Regions from separate parts of the Homo sapiens genome. Here region 2 is linked to region 1. A link is a loop called in an ENCODE intact Hi-C map of the cell type or tissue named here. Cell type or tissue: K562. All regions are shown on one strand. Links, peaks and the distances in the headings refer to the core of each region. The heading gives the core; the rest is flanking DNA.

Evidence for each region. Hi-C counts contacts between places; a loop is a spot of excess contacts. Peaks named below come from ENCODE experiments on the same cell type or tissue, not always from the same donor. Only the 100,000 strongest peaks of a DNase experiment are listed, where the experiment ranks them.
Region 2: it touches region 1 in a loop (2.2-fold over the local background); 4 of 110 quality-filtered maps call a loop at or near these places.

Annotation. Positions count from the first base shown.
Region 1 is chr1:207,903,252-207,914,295 of GRCh38, reverse strand. CD34 (CD34 molecule) reads left to right here and starts at 3,171. Exons shown (of 8, transcript NM_001025109.2): 1 at 3,171-3,294. The coding sequence starts at 3,216. LOC107985253 (a long non-coding RNA gene) reads right to left here and starts at 3,928. Exons shown (of 4, transcript XR_001738424.2): 1 at 3,739-3,928; 2 at 3,458-3,641; 3 at 143-313. In K562, for the core only: a CTCF peak has its summit at 6,054 (motif pointing left); a DNase peak (open chromatin) is centred at 6,045; H3K27me3 peaks cover 857 bases.
Region 2 is chr1:208,233,749-208,244,792 of GRCh38, reverse strand. PLXNA2 (plexin A2) reads left to right here and starts at 409. Exons shown (of 32, transcript NM_025179.4): 1 at 409-1,150. RefSeq lists a silencer at 292-351 and enhancers at 870-1,369, 1,370-1,871. In K562, for the core only: a CTCF peak has its summit at 5,576 (motif pointing right); DNase peaks (open chromatin) are centred at 5,552, 5,852, 8,652, 8,952 and 1 weaker place; H3K27me3 peaks cover 743 bases.

The DNA.
Region 1 (11,044 bases), core at 1,073-9,072:
CCTTGGTTCTGGCTCTATGCTTTAAATAGATTCCATAACCCTTGTGATTTGATCATCATAATTTGGTCTGAGTCTTCCTGATCTGTGGCCTCTGGAATAGCCTGCCTATCATGGAGGCAAACATTGCATCATGGTGACTTACCACAGGACACTGGTTCCCAGACTCCCTTGTCAGCTGATTTCTTGTTAGGTTCTGCCAAGAGGAGGCACTGGAGGGAGACTAGAAGGTGGAAAGAGGAAAAAAGGGACTTGCAGGTTGTCACTGCATCAGTCCAGCATCTGAACACTTCTACCGCTAAGGATCCCTGCCAAACTGAAAAAAAAAAAAAAAAAAAAGTTTGCAATGTGGGAAAAAAGTCTTGGTTCCAAAATATAAAATTGGAAAATCAAAATTCACAAATTTTTCATTAAATGCCTACAAAAATGTCAACTCAACTTGTAAACTGCAATTCAACTCTTTCATAGTTTCATGTAAATATAATAAAGTTTGAATTATAAGAACAAAATGAATATATTTTAAAATTCAGAATTATAACAACCATTTTCCTTACTTTTTTAACATCAGACATATTTGACATAGGATGAGGTCCTCTTTTAGGTTGATTGACATGATGCGTGTGTATTTTGGGGAGGGGTGAGGTAAGGGATGTTTAATAGTAAAAGTGGTTGTGACCTCCAAGGGTCTGTAAAGGGCCTGAGACAGCCTCTGACTCAGTGTATTTCTGTTGTATCCTCCATTTTGTGCGGTGTAGCTAACATCTTCTAGCAACAGCTTATGAAGCAGGAGAGCAGAGAATTGAGGAGCAGCCCAGAAAGGCTAGAACTTTGAAGAGACTACATAGCTCAACTCTACCTGGCCTGTGAGGAAATGTAAGGCTGGGGTCCCTGGGTACCCTTGTGTCCAGTGGCCAGAACGTGTGTTTGGGGGTGGCTTGGGCAAGGGTGTGTGTGCTTGGGGTGATGAGTCTCAGTGACCCTGGAAAATATGAAGAGTGGCCAATCACTGTCTAGCTTTGTAGTTCTGGGGCTATCCATAACCTTTGCAAGCCAGAGAAGAAACAGCTCTGGTCTCTCAGAGGAAGGGATTTGCCAGCCTCCCATATCCCCTACTTCTATTTTTCCTCCCTGAAGCCTGACATCCACTTCGCCCTTGCTCCTTGTACCCAGCAAGTGTTCTTTCTATACCAGGGCTTCTTGAACCTCAGTGTGCATGAGTCATGGAGAATACTTACTCAAAGTACAGATTCTGGCCCTCACCCTTGATTCTGTGTAGACCATGCTTTGAGAAAACTCTGCTCCACAGAATCATTCTCTCTCTCTTTGCTCCCAAAGCTAGTTAAGAAGTTCAGGTACTAAAGAAAGACAAGTTATTTCCCCTGTTTCCCGTGGTCCAGCTATGGGAGACAAATGGTATTTAAAGTAACCAGAAAAAAAAAATCTGGAAATGGAAGTTAAAGTGGACCAAATTAGCTTTCATATCTAGCAGGGATTACAACCCCACATTTGTTCTCAACTGCACACTGGATGCCTGAAGCAGACCGAGCGGTCCCTGGAGCTGAGGAAGTTGAGGGGAGTGGGGGGCCTGGCAGTGTTGGAACTAACTCCTTTTCCCTGTTAATTGGGAGTCCCAAGGACCAATGACTGATTTTAAAATGCATGTTTGCCACTCCTTCTGTCCCCAGGCCCTTGCCATCACTATGTGATCAGTTCTGAATCATCATTTGTACTTTGAAACAGATTCATACCATTCCGTTGTATTCAATCAAATTAGCATATCAGGCCTTTGCTCTTATTGTGTGATGAAAGACTTTGTTCCCTGTTTAAAGGAATGCTAGGCAACAAGACCAGAATAAGGAGATTTTGGGTTTGTTTTTAGACCTGGATCCTTCTCCTGTGCAACCCCAACGCATAGTAGGTTTGAGATGGACTATAAAGGTAAAGCTACTTTTATAATGCTAGAGTGTCTGCGGAGAAATCAGAAAGGACCACAGAGTGCTGGTCTGGCTTCTCTTTTTTCCCTTTAGGCTATGTGGTACAGACATCATGGAAGAGCCTGAACTGAGTATTTATAATTTCATGATTCTGCTCTGGATATCAGAGCAGCCTCTCCCAGGTTATACCTTATCTGATCCTCCCCTGGTGCCATCATCTGCCCAGGCTGGCTTCTCCTTTCTCCCGTCTCTACGTCCCCAAGACTAGGCTGCCTACCCGGCTCAGAGTTTCTTCTATTCAGTACAACCAACACCCAGAGGAACTGGTGAGGAACAGGAAGCTCAAGGATCTATCAAGTGGTGGAGGATGGAGTCACAGAAAGTCCTTTTTCTGATGGGAGAGCAAGGTGAAATCCCTAGTGGCTTAGACCCAGGGCTGGAGAGGGGATAACTGGTGAGAAGGCATCCAGGGAAGTCCTTTTTCTTTAGGATGATGGTGATGGGGAACTAAATGGGGAAATATGGAAGGTCACAGGAAAAGTTAACACAAGTTAGCAAAAAGTTAACATAACACAAAAAGGTCTTGCAGGAAAAAAAAAAGAAAAGAAAAGAAAGAAAAAGTCTCCAAGAATGGTTTGGACAGCCAAAATGAATACTTATAGTCACGTATACCTGCTCACTCCTGACGCTTCACTCACACACAGCACAGGATCTGGTGAGGCTATCACTAAATGTGCCACATTGTGGTTAAGTTTTACCTGATTAACGAAATGCTCACACTTCTAAACTGAGGTCCTTACAGTAGATTCCTTTTGCAAGATTGTTACTGGCTTACAACTTAAAAATAAAGGAAAATCACAAGGAAAGAAAAGTGGGGAAAAAATCGGAGGAAACTTGCCCCTGCCCTGGCCACCGGCAAGGCTGCCACAAAGGGGTTAAAAGTTAAGTGGAAGTGGAGCTTGAAGAAGTGGGATGGGGCCTCTCCAGAAAGCTGAACGAGGCATCTGGAGCCCGAACAAACCTCCACCTTTTTTGGCCTCGACGGCGGCAACCCAGCCTCCCTCCTAACGCCCTCCGCCTTTGGGACCAACCAGGGGAGCTCAAGTTAGTAGCAGCCAAGGAGAGGCGCTGCCTTGCCAAGACTAAAAAGGGAGGGGAGAAGAGAGGAAAAAAGCAAGAATCCCCCACCCCTCTCCCGGGCGGAGGGGGCGGGAAGAGCGCGTCCTGGCCAAGCCGAGTAGTGTCTTCCACTCGGTGCGTCTCTCTAGGAGCCGCGCGGGAAGGATGCTGGTCCGCAGGGGCGCGCGCGCAGGGCCCAGGATGCCGCGGGGCTGGACCGCGCTTTGCTTGCTGAGTTTGCTGCGTGAGTACCGCCCGCGCGCCGCGGCCGCTTGGCTTCGCCGCGGGGAGGGTGGAGGCTTTCTGGGAGGCTGAACAGCAGAGCAGAGTCTCACGGAGGGAAGGGACCCCTGCCCAACCCACGCACTGCCGCCCACAGCTGCTTCCCCCCGGGGCCAGCGCCTCACCTGGGAGCTGACGGGGGTGGGAGGGGAAGGGAAGGCCATCACCCCCGCGAGTGTGCGTTAGCCGAGGTGTGAATCGGTCAGCACGACTGGTTCCAATGGACTGAGATAAAGCGCTTTGGAGATGCCAGGGTCTCTTCTGGTTGCCAGAGGCGCGGAGTGCGAAGTTGCAGCCAGAACCGGGAGACTGGGGAGGAGAGAAGCAGGAAAAGTTTTGTGGCTCTTGGTTGATTCAGAAAGTATAGACACGGAGCGGATTGCTGGGAAGGGGCCGGTGTGCCCACCTTGCACAGGGACTGGGAGAGCCAGAAGTGGACATTAAGGAATTCGAGGGAAGCGAATCAGGGATGAGGCTCCAGGTCCCAGGCCAGGGGTGTTCGGAATGAACAGTCCGTGAAAAGGAAAAACAAAACCAAACAACCAACCAAACAAAAACCTTGCATTTAAGATTGGGAAGCTGAGTTTGAATTCCCACTTCAGCAACCCCACCGCGGAGGAGGTAGAAGTAGACAGAATTTGCTCTGCGCCCAGCCTCGCTCGCCTTACCAAAAACCGTCACCCCTGCACAAATTTCAAAACTTGTCACCTTTTGGAGTTTTCTTCCTCTGCCCCTGCTCCAAGTTCTAAAGCTAGTGGATGGGTTAGAACACTGCCCCCACTCACCTACACATATCCTTACTCTTAAGGTCTTGCTCTCACTTCGGTTAAAAAAAAAATAGGCACCCGGTAAATATTTATACTCGATTACTTTCCTTGGGGAATGACATTCTCCACCTCATCTCTTTGCACTTGGAAGGTTTGAAACTTTTGAAACTTTGTACATTGCTCTCCCTTTTGCTTACAGCACTCTAGGGCTCCCAATTCTGTACTCTCACTACATCCTAAGGGCCACCCACTGTGGCCCTGCAGAGTGACCTGGACTAGACCTCTTTGTTCCCAGTCTCCTCTGTTGTCCATCTTTGGGTCCGCCCAGCTGGGGACAGCTGCCCCTGGGCTGGAGGAAGCTCTGAGAGAAGTTTTGGGTTGCCCTGTTTGGCAGTCCTGGATGTGTGCTTTGGGGCAAGGAAAAGCTATCAATGAGGTTTCAAAATTCTAGAGTGGGTGCTAGACTAGGCCCTCATAACAGGAGTGAGTCGGCCGGGCGCAGTGGCTCACGCTTGCAATCCCAGCACTTTGGGAGGCCGAGGCAGGCAGATCATGAGGTCAAGAGATCGAGACCATCCTGGCCAACATGGTGAAACCCCATCTCTACTAAAATTACAAAAATTAGCTGGGCATGGTGGCACACCCCTATAGTCCCAGCTACTCGGGAGGCTGAGGCAGGAGAATCCCTTGAACCCAGGAGGCGGAGGTTGCAGCGAGCCAAGATCCTGGCACTGCACTCCAGCCTGGGAGACAGAGCGAGACTCCTTCTCAAAACAAACAAACAAACAAAAAACAAAAAACAAAAAAACAGGGGTGAGTTGGCCAGTGGTGCAGATTCCAATCAGATGCTCCATTCTCCTTTGGCTACACAGCTTGTGATGACCTGGTCCTCAGCCGAATGAGGTCCACCCTTTTCTTATTTCCTCAGCTGGTAAGTGCCAGTCTCGCCTTGGCCTGCCGAGGTTGGGGTTGGGGGAGCAACACAACCTTGGCAAAACTTTGGACTGATATGCTGAGAATATCCCAGCTTTTGGTGGGGAGGGATGAGGCACAAGGCCCCATTCCCAGCCTTGCCAGACTACTTGAGCCAATTGTAGTTTTATGCCCTTCCCAAGAGCTTTCTAGGGTTTTTGCTTGGATTTGTTTTGTTTTGTTAATACTAGGAGTCATTTTCAGTCCTGGGATACATTGTGGGATAAATGAGATAACTGAGTGTACCTTGAAATGCTACCATAGGGCCATTGCAGAAATGCTATTATTATTGTAAAATTTAGGGTAGAGGGGATTTCTGTGGTTTGTTTTCTCATCATTTACCCCAACAAAGAGCTTGTTTTGGGAAGTTCTTTTTTTCTGTCCCTTTGAGAAGGTGGCATGTGCATAGGCACTGCAACTAACCAGAAGTGGGCTGTCTTTGTTGGAAGTGGGGGAGATCACAGAGCAGAGTCAGGGTAAGGGGCTCAAGGGCCACCAGGCAGCACTGCCAGAGTGCTGGCTGGAGCAGGAAGCCTTTCAGGTAATTAGGGAACCCCTTTGTCAGGCTCAGGGTATCTATTTCCTCCAAGCTTTCCAAGGCCTGTCCCTATCCTCACTCTAACAACACCCCCAGGCCCTCCCCGTCACATTCCTCTTCTTCCTTTGGGTCCTTCGTGCCTGCTGACCCCACACCCATATCCTGTCCAGGGCTACATGTAAGAGGGGAAAAATAAAAGGGAAAAGAATTTTATCAGCTATTTTCCAGAGGGGAGAGGACTCCACCCTTTGAATCTCTGCCATATGGCGACAGAGGAGGAGCAGGCTTGGGGACCTCTGACTAATTCAGTGGTCCCCAGTGCTCCGCACTTGTAGACCCAACCCAGTTGGCACCACCTTTGCAGATGCATGTCTTCAGCAGCATTTCTGTTCGGCTGATAAAACACACAGGGGCCTGGGGCCTCTTTTTCTTATCCCTTTGGCTCCACCTCCTGGGCCTCCTCATTCCCTTGTCCTCATCTCCTTCCTTCGCAATCTTTGTCTCAAAAAGCTTAGGGCAAGAAGTGCCAAACTGCAGCAGATAAACTCAGCTGCAGAGTCCTACGAAAACAAATGAAAATGAGGAACAAATTCCACTTCTTACCGTTGGTCTCATTGCCTGATTTCCTTTAGACCCTGAGCTGGAGGGCCTGGGTTTACTTTCAGGGCTGGATGGTTACCCAACTCCACTCTCAGGTACTTGGGCCTCCCTCTCTCATTGACTTTGGTTGATCTAACTAAATGGCTTGCAGTGTGGAGAATTAAAAATAAGAAGGTATGGAAAAAGAACACAACACCACCCTCCAGAAGAAAATTCTCACAGTCGCCAGGGCTGTGAGAATTCCATATTTTTGTGGGCTTGGACTTCTCTAATGAGAACATTCTCTTCCCTCCTTAGCTAATAAATGAAAACATATTATCTATGACTTTTAGTCCCAGAGCTGGACGTTGTGCTAAGGAGAAAGATGCGTGCATGTTGGAAAGATGGAGAGACAAACAAATAGGGATGCATATAAAGGTGTACTTCTTAGTACCTGTGCTCTTGGAGTCCGTCGGAATGAGTTACTTCCCTTCAGATGCAACGGAAAAGGCCTTTGGGCTTAATTGGGAAGTAGGCTTCTTCTTTATTTGGAAAAATGAAATCAAACTGATACTTCTTAGAGAGGAGTGGCATCCCTAGGCAGCTGATTTAAGAAAATGTCTTAAGAGGTCTTTGAGTGACAAAGCCTAGAACCCCAGACAATCCTGGATGAGCAAAGGTAGGCAGGAGGCTGAATTGCTGAGCATGATAAAATGAAGTGAAGCCTTGTGTTTAGGTGGGCACAAGAGACACAAGGCTGATAGGACTCCAGAGCCCAGGAAGAGCATATAAAGGGTGGAGAGGTGCCTGGAGTCATAGCAGGACAGTGGTGGGTGGAGGATGGAAAAGACCTGGGAGGAAATTTTTTTTTAATACATGGCTTCATTAGCACAGTAATGTCTAATATTTCAGGGTTATGCCATTGTCTCCCCTGGGCTGCCCTGTAATCTCGTTCCATGCCCTCAACCTTTCAGTAAATACTGGCTACACACACTAGCCTTGTGTTAGTGGCTCTCTGGGGAGGGTAAAGTAACTTACTTTACCTTGGCTAACTTACGGTGAAGTGGTATACTAGTGCGGACAGGGAGCCATTGAGCCATGGAGCCACAACCCAGGAGTCTGTGGTGCTGGTAAAATGGAGGAAGAGGTGACAGGGAGAAATGTAGGTGCCCAGAGAATCTTCAAAATAATTAGGGTTCCACAGTAAGTGGATGGGGTCCAAGACATGCTATTTTATTTATTTATTTATTTATTTATTTATTTGAGAAGAAGTTTCTCTCTTGTTGCTCAGGCTGGAGTACAATGGTGTGATCTCGGATCACCGCAACCTCTGCCTCCCAGGTTCAAGCAGTTCTCCTTCCTCAGCCTCCTAAGTAGCTGGGATTACAGGCATGCGCCACCATGCCCAGCTAATTTTGTATTTTTAGTAGAGACGGGTTTTCTCTATATTGGTCAGGCTGGTCTCGAACTCCTGACTTCAGATGATCCACCCACATCGGCCTCCCAAAATGTTGGGATTACAGGCGTGAGCCATGGTGTCTGGCCAAGACATGCTATTTGAATATAAAACAGAAATCTCGGTACACTGGGAACCCTCAGGCCACAGACCCTTGGTTTATATATACTCACACCTTAGCTTAGCCTTTGAAGCTTAAGAAGGCATCTGCTCAGTCCCTTGTTCTAGTCTAGGATGACTGAAATTCATGGTAGGCCTCAGAGTTGGACAGCCCCCTAACACGGATGCCTCCTGAGTGTTTGCAGGAAGCATGGATGGATCACTTGTCTCCCAAAGTGGCTCATTTCATTCTTATAAATAGCTACATCATTTTACACTTTTTCCTTGGATTGCAGTGAAATTGGCCTTCCCATAACTTCTAATCATTAGTTCTAATTCTATTCTTTGGGCTGGTACAGATTTAATCTGGTCCTTCATGACAATACCTGAAGATGTTTCTAGTGGGCCCCACTAGATTACAAACTCCTTGAGGGATTGATTTAAATGACAATGACACTAACACCTAATGGAGGAAAGAGATCCAGCTCTCATTTTGTACTCTCCACAGCACTGAGCGAGATCCTTTGCACATCACTGGCACTGCAGAAAAATGAGAATGAATACACAGAATGAATGTATCCCTTATCCAAAATGCTTAGGACCAGAAGTGTTTCAAATTTCAGATTTTTTCAGATTTTGGAATATCTGTGTAAACATAATGAGATGTCTCAGCAATAGGACCCAAGTCTAAGCATGAATTTGTGTTTCCTGTATACCTTATATACATAGCCTGAAGATAATTTTAGACAATATTTTTAATAAACTTGTGGATGAAACAAAGTGTTGACTGTGTTTTGACTGTGACCTGTCACATGAGGTCAGGTGTGGAATCTTCCACTTGCGGCATCATGTTGGCACTCAAAAAGTTTCGTATTTTGGAGTATTTTAGAATTTCTGATTTTCAGATTAGGGGTGCTCAACCAGTGTAAATAACATGCATCTTAAAGAAAGTTATTTATTTTTCCTCCCCAAATTCTTCTTTTCCATATCAGGGGTCAGCAAACTTTTTCTATAAAGGGCCAGAGAGTAAATATTGTAGGCTTTAGGGGCCATATATGGTTTCTGATGGATGGTCTACTTTGTCTTATCTTACGACACTTTTAGAAATGTAAAAGCCGGCCACGCACGGTGGCTCATGCCTGCAATCCCAGCACTTCGGGAGGCCGAGGCAGGCAGATCACCTGAGGTCAGGAGTTTGAGACCAGCTTGGCCAATATGGCTAAACCCCGTCTCTACTAAAAATACAAAAATTAGCCGGGCATGGTGGCACATGCCTGTAGTCTCAGCTACTTGGGAGGCTGAGGCAGGAGAATGTCTTGAACCTGGGAGGCAGTGGTTGCAGCCAGCCAAGATCGTGCCACTGCACTCCAGCCTGGGCAACAGAGTGAGACTGTCTCAAGAAAAAAAGAAAGAAAGGAATGTAAAAGCCATTCTTTACTGACTGACCATACAAACACAACCCCTGAGTCAGGTTAGGTTCACTGGCCATAGTTTGCCAACCCCCCATCTAGATGAAATAACACTAGACCCTCAACAATATGACTTGGTTTCTAGAACTCTCCTAATCCTGGTTATCTTCACATGAACACTCCCCAATTTAATTAATTCCCCCTTAAAATATAACATGAGAACAAGACTGCCATGACTAGAGGTAGCTGGCAGGAACACACCTGCCACAGTTGTCCTCCAATCCTATTGCTTTTCCTAAACTCCAAGGATTGTGCTAAGCACCAGGAGTAAAACACATAAGAATAAGAATGGCTCCAGCACTTTAGAAGTTTATATTCTTACTGAGGTGACAGTTAGACCTATCCTGAGGAAGCAGCATATATGATTTTGTGGCAGATGAGTCACAGAAATAAGTATCTCATGCCCACTGAGAAGCAGAAGGAAGGGGCCTAAAACAAAAGATATCCACTATTTCTTGAACTTTTACCAGACAGGATAACTGCTTCTACTTCTTAGCTCCTTTGTTCCTCAAAACAGCTAAGACATAGGGACTACTTTTATCTCTGTTTTACAGGTGAGGTTTACAGAGTTGAAGTAACTTCCCAAACCACAGCTAAAACATGGTAAAGAAGCCTTTGAATGTGGCCTGTCTGGCTGCAGAGCCTGAGCTCTTTGTCTCTGGGCTATACCGCCTTCCTGGTGATACAGTCTGTGGCTCCCAACGGCCTACTTCCTGGCAGAGGCTGGCATGTCCCTTCATCCTAGTTCTGTAACTCTATGGACTAAGATTCCCAGGAACTCCTTCGAGATACTCCTCTTGATCCAGGTGCTAGAATATGAAAGCATGGGCAAAATAAGACTGGCAGGCTAGGAGATCAGGAAACAGCACCAGGAAAAAACTAAGGAGGGCTGTGAAAAGCAAGACCAAGTATAGGAAAACTCAGTCTCTTAAAATATGGGGATTTAGTTATTTTGGTAGCAGAGCTTTCTGGATCGCTGAGGATTTGCAAACTCACTTTAAAGAACAAAAGAGTCTTCAATTTACTAGTGGCAGGTAGAAATATTTTCAAAATGTATTGCACATGTCTTTGCTTTCTTAGAATACCCCCCCGAAAAGGACTTTATGACTCAGATGTATCATGAACATGTCGTGGCTATGTTGCAACTCAGTGACATCATTAATGCTTATTAAGGTATAGATATCTAACCTATTCACTCCTACCATAAATGATTCAAGAAAACTGGTGTGAGTTTTCATACTTATGTCTGCTTTTCATTTATTTCTGTTTCTTAGTTTTCAGCTGTTGCTTCTCCTTATTATTTGCTTCTAATAGGCTCTTCCTACGTTTCAACTTTAGCTAGGATATCAGATAACCAGGGTTATTAGAATTATGTGTAAAACAAGAATAATTGACTCTGAAGAAGTACCTGAAAGTTCAGTGCATGACTTTTACTACATGAATTTTGTGACATCTCTTAGAATCCTCATTTTACTAATTTCTTGAGACCTTGTCTCCTCCCTTGCTCCCAGTTCATAAGTTGAGATCAACTAGAGTAACTAAGGGTCAAATGGAGTCCCTAGGGAAACACAGTTAATAAGGATGGACTGAGAAGTAAACAACAGAAGAGAGCTTTTTATTCAACTTTAAATTGTACTATAATTCTTGTAGCCTTGTGGGTAGGGACCGTTCCTCCCATCTAGAATGAAAAAGAGTGGAGGTTTCATCAATTGTCTCTTAGGATGTGACAAGCTCTCACTGACTGGTAGGCTCCTGCTACTCCCCTACAGAGTTGGGAGTCAGAAGGTCAGATAAAGAAAGGTCAGTGTTTGATGGTTTAATGCCATGGATGT
Region 2 (11,044 bases), core at 1,839-9,838, 330 kb before region 1:
TGATGCGAATGGGGGGGATTCCCTGTCCCTACTGCCCTCACCCACTCTTCCTGTGTTCTGAGCTCCCCCCTAACCCCAACGCTAGACCTTCTATTCCCCCGGGGGCCAAGCCAGCTGGGCTCGCAAGGCCCGACTCGAATTCCCGGGCCCTGGCAGCATTTTCCTTGCCCCCTTGGCTACTTAAGGTGGCCGATGGGTCCGGGCTGAGCTGGGCGCAGGACAGGCAGCCGAGCGGCCTCCGGATGCCAAACCTGCTTCTCCTTTGTTGACAGCTTGCGGAGGAGGAAGTCCGCGCGGGCGGGGGAGGGGGCAGGGTGCTGGCGGTGGCGGGCGGTGCCAGCAGCGGGCGCGGCCCCAGCCCGGGCGGACGCGGCCGGCGGGGAGGGGGTTAACGCGCGCGGCCTCTATGATAATGAGCTGCATGGTGAAATAGGGAGGCCGGCGCTCAGGGCTCCTCCGCCGCCGCCGCCGCCGCCGCCGCCGCCGCCACCGCGGGAGCCAGAGCTGCCGGGAGGAGCGGCATCCGCGCCAGACTGGAGCGGGAGGGCGGCGGAGGGCAGTTGCTGGGAATTTTTCAGCCGAGAGGGCGAGCGATCCGGAGAGAGACCCCGAGAGCTTGGGAGCGGTAGGGCGTGCGAGCGCCGCAGCCAGCGGAGCAAACCTCGAAATAGATCTGGAAAGCCAGGCTCCCGGAGGAAATGGGACTGTGAACGAACCGGAGAGCAAGAAGGGAAGGAAGCGCCGGGATTGCTGATGTCAGAGGAGCCCGGAAAGTCGCGCTGGAAAAATCTGAAGACAGCCGGGGCTCTGCTTCTTCCTCAGGAGAGACACCGCCGGCCGCCCCCACACGCCCCCTCGGCGCCTCCGGGTGCCCCCTGAGAGCCGGCGACAGCGCCCAGCCGGGCTGCTGCGGGGCGACGGAGGACTGAGGGGCGCGCGGAGCGGAGACCGAGGAGCGACTTCAGGAATACAGATAAGTGTCTGGTGGCTTGACGTGGATTTTAATGAATTTGGACTCCATGTGGATTTGGTCGTCTCCCTGATTCCGAGCTGCGGGCAGGGAGAGGGGCCTCGCGCCGCCCTCAGCAGCCGGCGGCGGCCGAGGTAGACCGAGCGGGGACGGAAGGACAGACCGACGTCGCCGAGCTGGGTAAGCGGCGGCTGGGCCGGGCGCTCGGAGTCGGCAGCGCCCTCCGCCCTCTCCCCACAGGCGCGCACACCCGTGGCGGCTTCTCCCGCGCCCGCCTCTTTGGGGTCCCGGCCCCAGAAGACCCGGCTTGGCCGCGGCGGGCGAGTCCCCGCGTGGGCTCGGCCACTTTCGCGGGCTGGAGCGCGGCGTGCGCGCGATCGCAGGCTCACTGGAGCCGCTGCCTCCCGCCGAGGGCTTCCCGGCCGGCAGCCCGCCGGCTTCCCGAATGCGGGCTGAGGGCGGCAGCAGCGCTCCGCGGCGCGCCTCCACCGCGCACCTGCCGGCGCTCTGCGGCTTTGGGGAGCTCGGGGCGGCAAGGCTGTCCTGAGAGCTGGAGCCCAAAGAGGGCCTCGGTGGCACCAGCGAGACAGCCCAAAGCCACACTGGCCAGCGATCGATTTGGGGGCGTTCACTCCAGTGCCGGGGTCCCTGGTGGCCGCCGGCTCTCCCTTCCGATCGGGGACTGGAGATCAGGGGAATGGGAAAACATCATTTGCGCGGGTTCCATAAGGCTCAGGGAGAGATTCCTAGGCACTGAATGGGTCTAAGTGTTTCATCTCCCGGGGCTCCCTTTGCGGTGTATCGCCCAGCAGGGGTCCAGCCCCTTAGTTTGAGCACCACAGGAGTGCTGGGGGTTGAAATGGGAGTTTGCTTAGGGTCCCAGAGGCTCCTTATGAACCATTTGAGAATGTTTCCTTCCATGTGCTCTTTCTTGCCCCACCCCACAAGTGAGGTAGGGATCCTAGAAAATTCTAGCCCTTTTTATCCATCCCACAGGTAGTCTCTATAATGCCAATCATGGTCTAGATGCCCAGAGAGTCACCAGAAACTACCATTTTAGATCCCCGAAAAAAGTCCACCTGTTTGGAATGACCCTTGCCCTAGTGGGAGCTACCTACTCAAACTCAGCTCTGCTCAGGAGGGATAGAAATAATGGTGGGGAGGAAGTTGGATAAAAGATTTGGGGCTCTAGGTCAGTAAGGGTCTAGAAATGAGAGCCCCATGAAGTGGGCAATGGAAATCTGAACAGGTCCCCTGTAGGAATCTTAGAGTGACAGTGGCACACCAGTAGAAAGTGCACAAGGGACATGAAGGCAGCATCAGTTTGAGGGGACTGGGACTGCCAGTCATAGCTTGAGGCAGTCACTTGGGGGCCCATCAGTTTGGAAGAACCCACAGAAATTTGGGGGCACATTCATTTCCTTCCATTCACGCGCACAGTGGACAAGGCTTATGAGCGGCAGGCCAAGATGAGTATCTTGGCTGGCCTGGGCTGGAGGCTTTGAGAGCAGGAGTCAGGTTTAGCTCTCCCCTCTCCCCACACAATAGCAGTCTCCCTCCTTTGCTGGGCTTCTTTCCCAGATCTTGAAACTTCACTCTTCCCTCTGGGTTGGCTTTGGATTCTGGGGCCTTCTACTGATTGACAGAGCCCCAGGAAGAGATAACCTTGGCTGGAGGAATTCAGCTATTCCTAACTGAAATGCACAACTTTTATGCAATAACCCCAGAAAGCTCCCAGAGTTGCTTGCAGCCCTCTCCCCTCTGACCTCCAGGCAAGAAAAGAGAAGAATTCATTAACTTCCCTCTCTCTTCACGGAGCACCATTTGAACTAATTACCTGGGATCTCTCCTTGGTGGTGGCCTGGAGGCTGAAGGGGCAGTGAAGAGAAAGGGTAGGGAACCAAGGAAACAGTGGAATCTGTCATAGCGAGGTTGTTTTTCATTCCCCTTCTTCCACCTGGCATCACCACCAACCCCTCCTCATTCCAGAACTTGCCCCTGCTGCCACCAACCAGCATTACCTAAAGGAGCTATTTCCCTCCACTCCGCAGCCGATCGTCTTCAGGGACCTGCTGATAAAGGGAGGGCAATGCAGATTACCCTCTCTGCTCCCTCACTGTCCTCAGCAAATTGCATTAGGATGGGGGCAAACTGGCTTGCAAAGCAGTTAAATGGAAATGACATTTGGAGCGATGTGCAGGGAAGATGCTGAGGAGCAGCAGTGGTAAAGTACCAGGAGATCTCTATCCAGGGACCATGAGTCTGCCAAGGAAATCCCAGCTGGTCCTTCTTTTTGGCAGGGCATAAGGACAGGGGTCCCTCAAAGCCTGGAGCAGGACAGGGGGGCTGGCTAGCTTTTCAGCCCAAGTCTAAATGAAGAGTATGGCAGTGTCTTATGTCCATCGCCCAAAACCATGTCATTACAAGGTTGGTGGCCCCCCTTTCAGAGCTAGTCTGAATACCTATCCCTGTCTTCAGAGCACCAGGGAACATTCACCCTGCAACTCTCTTGACCATCAAAAGCTGCAGATGCGGTGAATGTAAAAGTTCCTTCACCATCTGTTTTACTGAAGTCTGCACTTAAAATGAGGTTAAAAAGAAAGCCCTCAAAGAACAGCTACCTGTTTCCTAGGTCCCTTTCCCATTTACCAATACTTCTGCTTACTCAGCTAATCTTTATTTCATGGGCAGGTTACAAGAAAACATAGGAACAGGAGGGGAAACCAGTGACATGGTTAAATATACAAGGCAGCAGCTGACAGCAGCCTAAACTCACCACTTTAGGTGCTATGAAATATTTATGGTGCTGGAGTTGTCACTGTTTGGGGGTTTTATAGTTTCTATCCTACCTCATTTTCTATGATTGCCTCCCTAAGATATAGGGTTTGGTGTGGGGGAGGCAATTCCTGTCTCCAGCAGCACCTCCCCACCACCACCAGCTGTCTCCCTGCATTGCCACACAGCTGTCTCCACACACACGAACTGAGGCACAATATACTTCTGTCCATCATGGCAAATGGAGAGGCAAGGAGCGCCTAGCCAAGCCCCCACCCCCCACCCCCATTCTGATCATAAAGAGACTGGAGCATTGTGTTACAGTCTGTTAACTAGAAATAATTCAGGACTGACTGTCCATAGGGAAACTGGTAGAAACAGGCTTTGAGGTGCTGGGAGTTTTACAGCTCGTGTGCGTTCCCCCCTCAGCCCCAATCACCACCGCCCCACCCAGGGGCAGTCTGTTATCAATTCATTATATGTGAATATTCTATTTCTACCCTTCACATATGCTCAGTTCAAACAATGATGAATGGAACCAGTTCCCTGAACAGTTTTTTCACTTCGTTACAAAGATTTCATGCCTGATTAGAGTAAATGAGGGGTGGGTGTGCATCCACTTCTTTTTCGGTCATTTCTAAAGGTGAGCCCTATGGAGACAGAGAGAAAGGCAGTTCTTCCCAGGGTCAAACAGCTGGTCTCAAGGCACGAGGGAGGGATGGCTGGTAAGAAGAGGATATCCCCGTCCTCCTGGGCTTAGCCCTCAGGCTCTCCTGGGCCTCATTCCCTGGCATTTGGGCATATGGAACCTCTTTATCTAGCTCCACACTGCTCCATCTGGAATTGGAGGGCATAAATAGAGGCGAGAAAGTTCTTTGTTGGGGAGCAGGGTCCTTGCGGGGTAAGAGTGTAAGGGGAGAGGAGGAAGGAAGGGCACAGAGCTGAAAGAAATGGCTGAGGCCTGAGCAGTGCAAAAGTTCTCTGCTTCTACAGTTGGTTAACCATTAACCGCCTTCCCTGCTCTGGTTCTGTCTCTCTCTTGGGTGAAAGAATATCTCTGGGAAACTCAGAGGACCAGCAGGTGTTCCCCCATACCCCCCTTCACCCCAGCTTAACATTTGCTGTGTCTCCACTGTCCTGCCACAGCCCCAGGCTCAGCCACTGACCCCCACTCACCTCTTCCTCACCTTCTTCCCCTACCCCAGCATACTCTTCCCACGCACTGCCAGTTGTCCCTTTACCCAGGCATTGCCAGTTGTTTGCAGGGCAGGGCGTGTGTCAGAGACTGGGAAGCAGGCACAGAGGTGGGGAGAATCTATTGAAGGGAGCAGCCGGCTTCACACAGGATTCGGAGCAGGAGCTCTGAGCTCAGGTTATAGACAGCTCTATAACCACTAGGATTTTCCTAGTGCTTCTCACTGTGGATCTGGCTTGTGGGTGGCTGTTTTGGCCGTTTGAAGTGAGTCCATGTGGTCCAAGGCCTGACCAAGGCATTCCTAACAAGTCAGACCTGGAATCCTGAACATCAAAGAAAACCAGCAGGTGGATGGAAGATGTAGATCAAGATGCAGGAGCAAAGGCACACATGGAAAGACAGAAGTCAAGATGTGGGCACAGGCACAGATAAATGGAGAGAGGGAGGAAGACAGCAAGGGAAGATAAAGACAGAGAGATTAACAGTGTGAATGGGGGTGGACAGAGCTCAGAGTGAACACAAAGAGAAAAGTGGGAAAGAGAGCCTTGCAGGCAGAAGGGGGTTTTCTGAATCTTCACTGGCCAGGGAGGCTCTGGGCTGAACTGAGAAGCCGAAGTAGCAGGTTATCTCCACTAGAGGGGACTCTTGAAAGCCAGGCTTGGCCCAAAACAGTGGCTTTTGTGCTTTTTTTTTTTTTTAGAAGAAAAAAAATATTAATAGATGAGATATATTCGAAACTCCCAGCCGTCACTTCCCAGAGACTACAACTGGTAGGGTCCTATTGCCAGTGGGACCTTTGGGCCTCTGTCTGTTTGCAGAGGATGAGAAGGCGCCTGCAGCATTAAGCTGGGATGCATGGGTTGTGAGCAACTCCGGAGAGGCCTGCCCCAACAGGTCACGTCTAGGGCTGGGTGGCAGGGAGGGAGTGCATTCTCAACTTAACAGGGAGTCCAATCTGCTGGCTGGCCCGCCAAAAGGCCCTTGCCGTTCTTATCAGCAACAGAAGTTTCTGACCCAACCCCGAGGGGCCTTCACATGCTTCCCATCTCCCAACTCCCTAAATACAGATTTTTGAGACTCTCAGGTAGTAGCAAAACTGCTCCTGAGGAGACTTTTTTTTAAAAGAGCTTTCAGGAACTGAATGCATGTCAACATTGTATCGCTGATTTAATCTTTTTCTTCATATTCTCTGTGGGAATCTTTCTCTGAATTATAATTCCCCCTTTCATTTCAGCAGAGGACAATATTGAGAGACAGCAGAGTCCAGAGGCTTTTCTTATCTAAGGAGATAATAACTGCCTAACAGGGGCATGGAAAAATATTGAAGTATTGGGATGGGCAGGAGACCAGAGAGCTTAGCCCCGTCTCTTCCAATCTGATAGCATCCCTTGATAGTTCATCTTGGTTTGCTTTAGCTCAGATGTACCTGGACGTCAGGGCAGGGGGAAGGGAGGATAGAGAAAAGAAAGAAGAAAAACAAGATAAATGTATCGTGTTATGAAAGTTTAATTCTGCTTTTCTTTGGCTAAAATTACTTTGAGGGTGAAAGATAAAAGGTAGTAGAGTTGCCCTTGGAAAGTTCAACTTGTCTTTCAGAGGGAAGAGGAGGAGGGATCCCAGGGCTCCGAGTGAAGAGCTGGTGAATGAGCCTGTCTCCTCTGATCCCCGCAAAACACACATATTCTCTCCGACGCTTTGAGAGGACGGAAGCTTCTGACAGAGGAACCCTAGCACCTCCCAGCCCTCTTGGAGGAGTTGTTCTCCCAGGCTTTCTCTTGTTCTGTCTAAACAGCCTCCCTCTCAACCATAGTATAGAGGGATAGAAGAAGGAGAGATTCTTACCCTTTGCACTGAACCAAATAGGATGACACTGAAAGCGGGAATTGGAATTCATTTAAGTTTAAATAAATAGGGATCGATCACCTGTGTGGTGCCAAGAATGTGGTAGCTCCCTCCTAATACAAGGATGAAAAAGTAATAGATCTTACCTTCAGGGCATTTACAGTACACTCAGGGAGTGGAGGAAGAAATTGCATAGCCAAGTACCCCCAAATACCTTTAGTAAAAGGCAGAATGGCATTAACAGTGTGTACTAGGGGGTCAGAGGAAGTGAGAGCAGACAGCTCCTCAAAGCCTTTGCTTTAAGTCATGGGAGGTGAAGATTTCCAGGAGAGACTCAGAGGTGCTGGAGAACTTCACAGTTTCCTGTGAAGAAGGATGACTATTTAATGCTCTCGCAGTCTCCAGCCTCTCACAGCTACCCGTACCTACCCAGTTTTCCCCTCGTTCTTCTCTGAGGATTTTAAACTGGACAGCGCTGGAGTTGTTTTCTATTAGTCAATATCCTACGGCAAGGACTCCAGGGTGCACACTCCCAAGGATTTTCGTGTTGTATTCTATGTAAATTGCATCCCTTTCTGGTACTTCTGGAGCTGGCGTGTAGAGGCCAGTGTGGTGCCTCAGGAAATATTATTACTCATCCACATTCACATTTAAGTGTCCAGAATCCTGCTATTATGCATCTACTCTTATCTGAATGAAGTTATTAAATGGAAGGACCTGAGAGGGAAGATTTGGATTTTATCCCTACACCTTGGCTGTCCACTCCTCGGGCTGCCTCTGCCATGTGCTTGCTACCTGGAGAAGGAGCCAATCTCTTTAAAGCTTTCTGTCCATAAAGAGGGTAGAGGGATACTAATAGAGAAAGGTTAGGAGGATGAAGATTTCAACTCAAAGAGAAGGTAGCCATTCTGCTTTAAGCTTTCTGTCCATAAAGAGGGTAAGGGATGCTAATGGAGAAAGGTTAGAAGGACGAAGATTTCAACTCAAAGGCTGTCTCTAATCCTATAAAGGAAGGTCATGCTCTCCCTGCACCTCGTCTGAGGCTGGGGGAGCCACATCAGTGATGCTGTCAGGGAACTGACCCCTGCACTGGGAAGCACAGAGCTAGGGCCATACTTGGGCTTCAAGAGGCCTGTGAAACCTTGGAGATTCTATATCTTCAAGAATGATGTGGGTATGTGTAGTCTTGTATTTCCGAAGAGAAGGAGTTCTTGCCCCCTCCACAATGTAAAGAACCACTAGATTCCAGTCTCTAGAGCCTTTCCTAGCCGTCATTTCCGCTTCTGCTCTGGTGGTGGAACAGGGCTTTGGATGAGGAGCTGTAACCCCAGTGCTTCTGAGAGTGGTAGACAACTCACTGAGTGAACGAGAACACGCCAGGGACAGCTCAGAATGTCAGCGGAGCCTATGGATTGTGATTGCTCTGTGACTATGGGCAGGTCTTTTTACCTTTGAGCAGGGGTTAGAGGGAGCAGCCGGCCAGGCAGTGTGCTCCACCCTTTAAGGGAGAGAGGGTGGAAGGTTCAGGAGCAGAGGAAGGGGTGTGTAGAAAAGCCCTGCCTTGCCTTATAGAGGCAGCAGGACCAGCGGGCAGACAGAAGTGGCAAGAGGGGATGTTGCTGCTTTGAAGTGGTTTCCTGCTTCATAAAAGTGAAAGGCCTCGGCTAGGCTGGGTAAATATTACGTTGGCCTCTGACCTCCCACCTCCCCTGACTGCTCCCCGGTTTCCCATTTTTTTCTCCTGAGGAACAAAAATACCTGAAGGAGAAGAGCCAATTTTTTGAATTTCACTGAGAACAGCGTTCTTAGCGGGAGCCCAGCCCAAGCCAGACAGGAAGACCCAGGCTCCTTCCCCGTCCACAGGCAGGAGGCCCCTCGTGAGTCAGCAAAGCTCTCGTTCCAGGTCTCCACTCCACGTTTTAGGGCAGTGGTGTTTTCCAGGAGCAGGGCCGGCTGGGATTTCACAGTGCCCTGACAACACTGATGCCCCACCCTGACTCCAGCTGCTTAAAACTTTCTAACAAGTCCCTTCACTCTCTGTGACATTAAAACCCAGGCTACGAGGTTTTCTGTAAGGCAAACACCCCACCCCCTGAGGTTTATCTGTAAATGAACAAAATTTGAGTCTACCGCCCCACTCTGAGTGACCCACAGGGGGTCAAGTTCTTCAAGTTCTTCAGCTTTCTTGGCCCACAGACTTAGAGAGAAAGATCTGAACTGCATGGGGAGCTGGAAGCCCCTCCCAGCACAATCCTGCAGGAGGTTTAGGCCCCACTGAGATGGTTGAGAGCAGATGGTCAGGAAGAGCCTGGTGTCAAAGAATCAAACAGGAACTAAGTGCCTGCCTTCACACTTGTAGCCCTTCCCACTTCCTAAAGATTTCTCACCTGTTGACCGGTGCTCACCCTCCGTTTGTTCCCTGGTCCCAGGAGGGAGATAAGAGGTTAGTTACGCTCTGGCAGAATTGGCTCCTGCCCCTTACCCAGCACCTCGGTTTCTCCATCTGTATAATGGAATGAATACTCAAGCACCTTCACTTGTCTTTGTTTCTGGAGCCAGGCCCGGGAAGAGGGTGTTAGGAAAGTTGGAAAAACGACAAGTGCTGGAAACAAGGAAAACTATTCTAAATTTTGGGACAGGTATAAGAAGCGAAACTAGGGTTATTTTCCCCCTCTCTCTCCAAATTTGTTTGGAATTTTCTGAGAAAAGTAAGATTTTATTTAAAGAAAATCTCTATGCTAAAGAATAAAGGGCTGAAGACTTGGTGGAGATGGGACATAGAGAAGAAAGCCAATAGTGGCCCTGCAAGGAGACCACATTCAGGGCTTGTGGTCAGCATTTAGCCAGTGGGATTGGAATTTGAATTCTGCCTTTGCCGCCCTTGGGTTTTTGGTGCCTTCAGAGCTCTGAGAGTGTACATGAATGACACTGTCGTAGGATTGGTAGGTTGGCATTGCTGTGGGAGTCAACCCTTCATGGAATAAGAAAACGCAGAGCTCATGGGTATCTGGCTGCCTGGCTGCAACAGGGCTTGCATCTCTCCTGCACAGAGTAGCTTTTACCCAGGCCCACATAGTGGATGTGAAACCCAAGTCCAAATTGGGTAAGTGCATTGCCGTGAGTCACACAGCAAGCTGCCATTCACTGCCCTCCAATTGCTAGGAGGTTTGTTTGCCCCAGCGTCACCCGCCACACTCTCTTGATCTGCCCACTTAGCTACCTTTTCTTTCCAGTCTCTTGTCCCCTGCACTGTGCCCAGTGACCTCCCCCATCTCTCTCTTCCTTGGTTTTGAGCAGACAGGCATCTCACGAGAGCTCCTGGGGGCAGGGACATGGATGGAGCAGACACATCACAGAGTGTGTTAGCAGGAGTGGAGTCCAGGAGCCCAAGCTGGACGCTGGGGCTCAGGGATCAGATCCTTGGTAGCACTGATCATCGGTCAAAACCTAGCAGGATGTCTGGGGAGAAGCATTAGCTGTCTTCTAGTAGGCCAAGAAGCTCCCCAAGCAACACAAGGAGCTTTGTCCCTGTTGGAAATGCAGAGTGCGGGATGGGGCCTGTGAGAGGAGAGTCCTAAACATCCCATAGCACTGTCCAAGAGCCTGCTGCAGAAAATGGGGTCAGCAAGAGCCCTTGATTTTCCTTTCTAAATATTATTTTTTAAGAAAGAGTTTGAACTGCAGAATAAATAGGTGTTTGGTGTAGAATACTTGGGAAATGTTTTTGAGTGTTTAATAGTACCTTTTACCCGGGCCCACACAGTGGATGTGAAACCCAAGTCCAAACTGGGTAAGTGTATTGCCCTGAGTCACACAGCAAGCTGCCATTCACTGCCCTCCAATTGCTAGGATATTTGTTTGCCCCAGCCTCACTCACCACACTCTCTTGATCTGCCCACTTAGCTACCTTTTCTTTTCGGTCTCTTGTCCCCTGCACTGTGCCCAGTGACCTCCCCCATCTCTCTCTTCCTTGGTTTAGAGCAGACAGGCATCTCACGATGAAGCAGTATTCCCTGTGAGAACTGACCTCTCCTCTTCTCTTCCCATCTGCCGGCCCTTAGCACACACCACAGCCCTTCCATGGTGCTGCGCAGTGTGGTGTCAAAAGACCCCCCCTTTTAAATAGCTCCAACCAGCTTTCCTCCATCCACAGCAAGCCTTGATATTTGCACAGTCAATGGCTCTGGCAAGGCCAAGCTGCCCCTCCCTCCCCGAGAGGCACTGTGGGCACTGTTTGTGTTTCAGTCTCTATAGACTCAGCA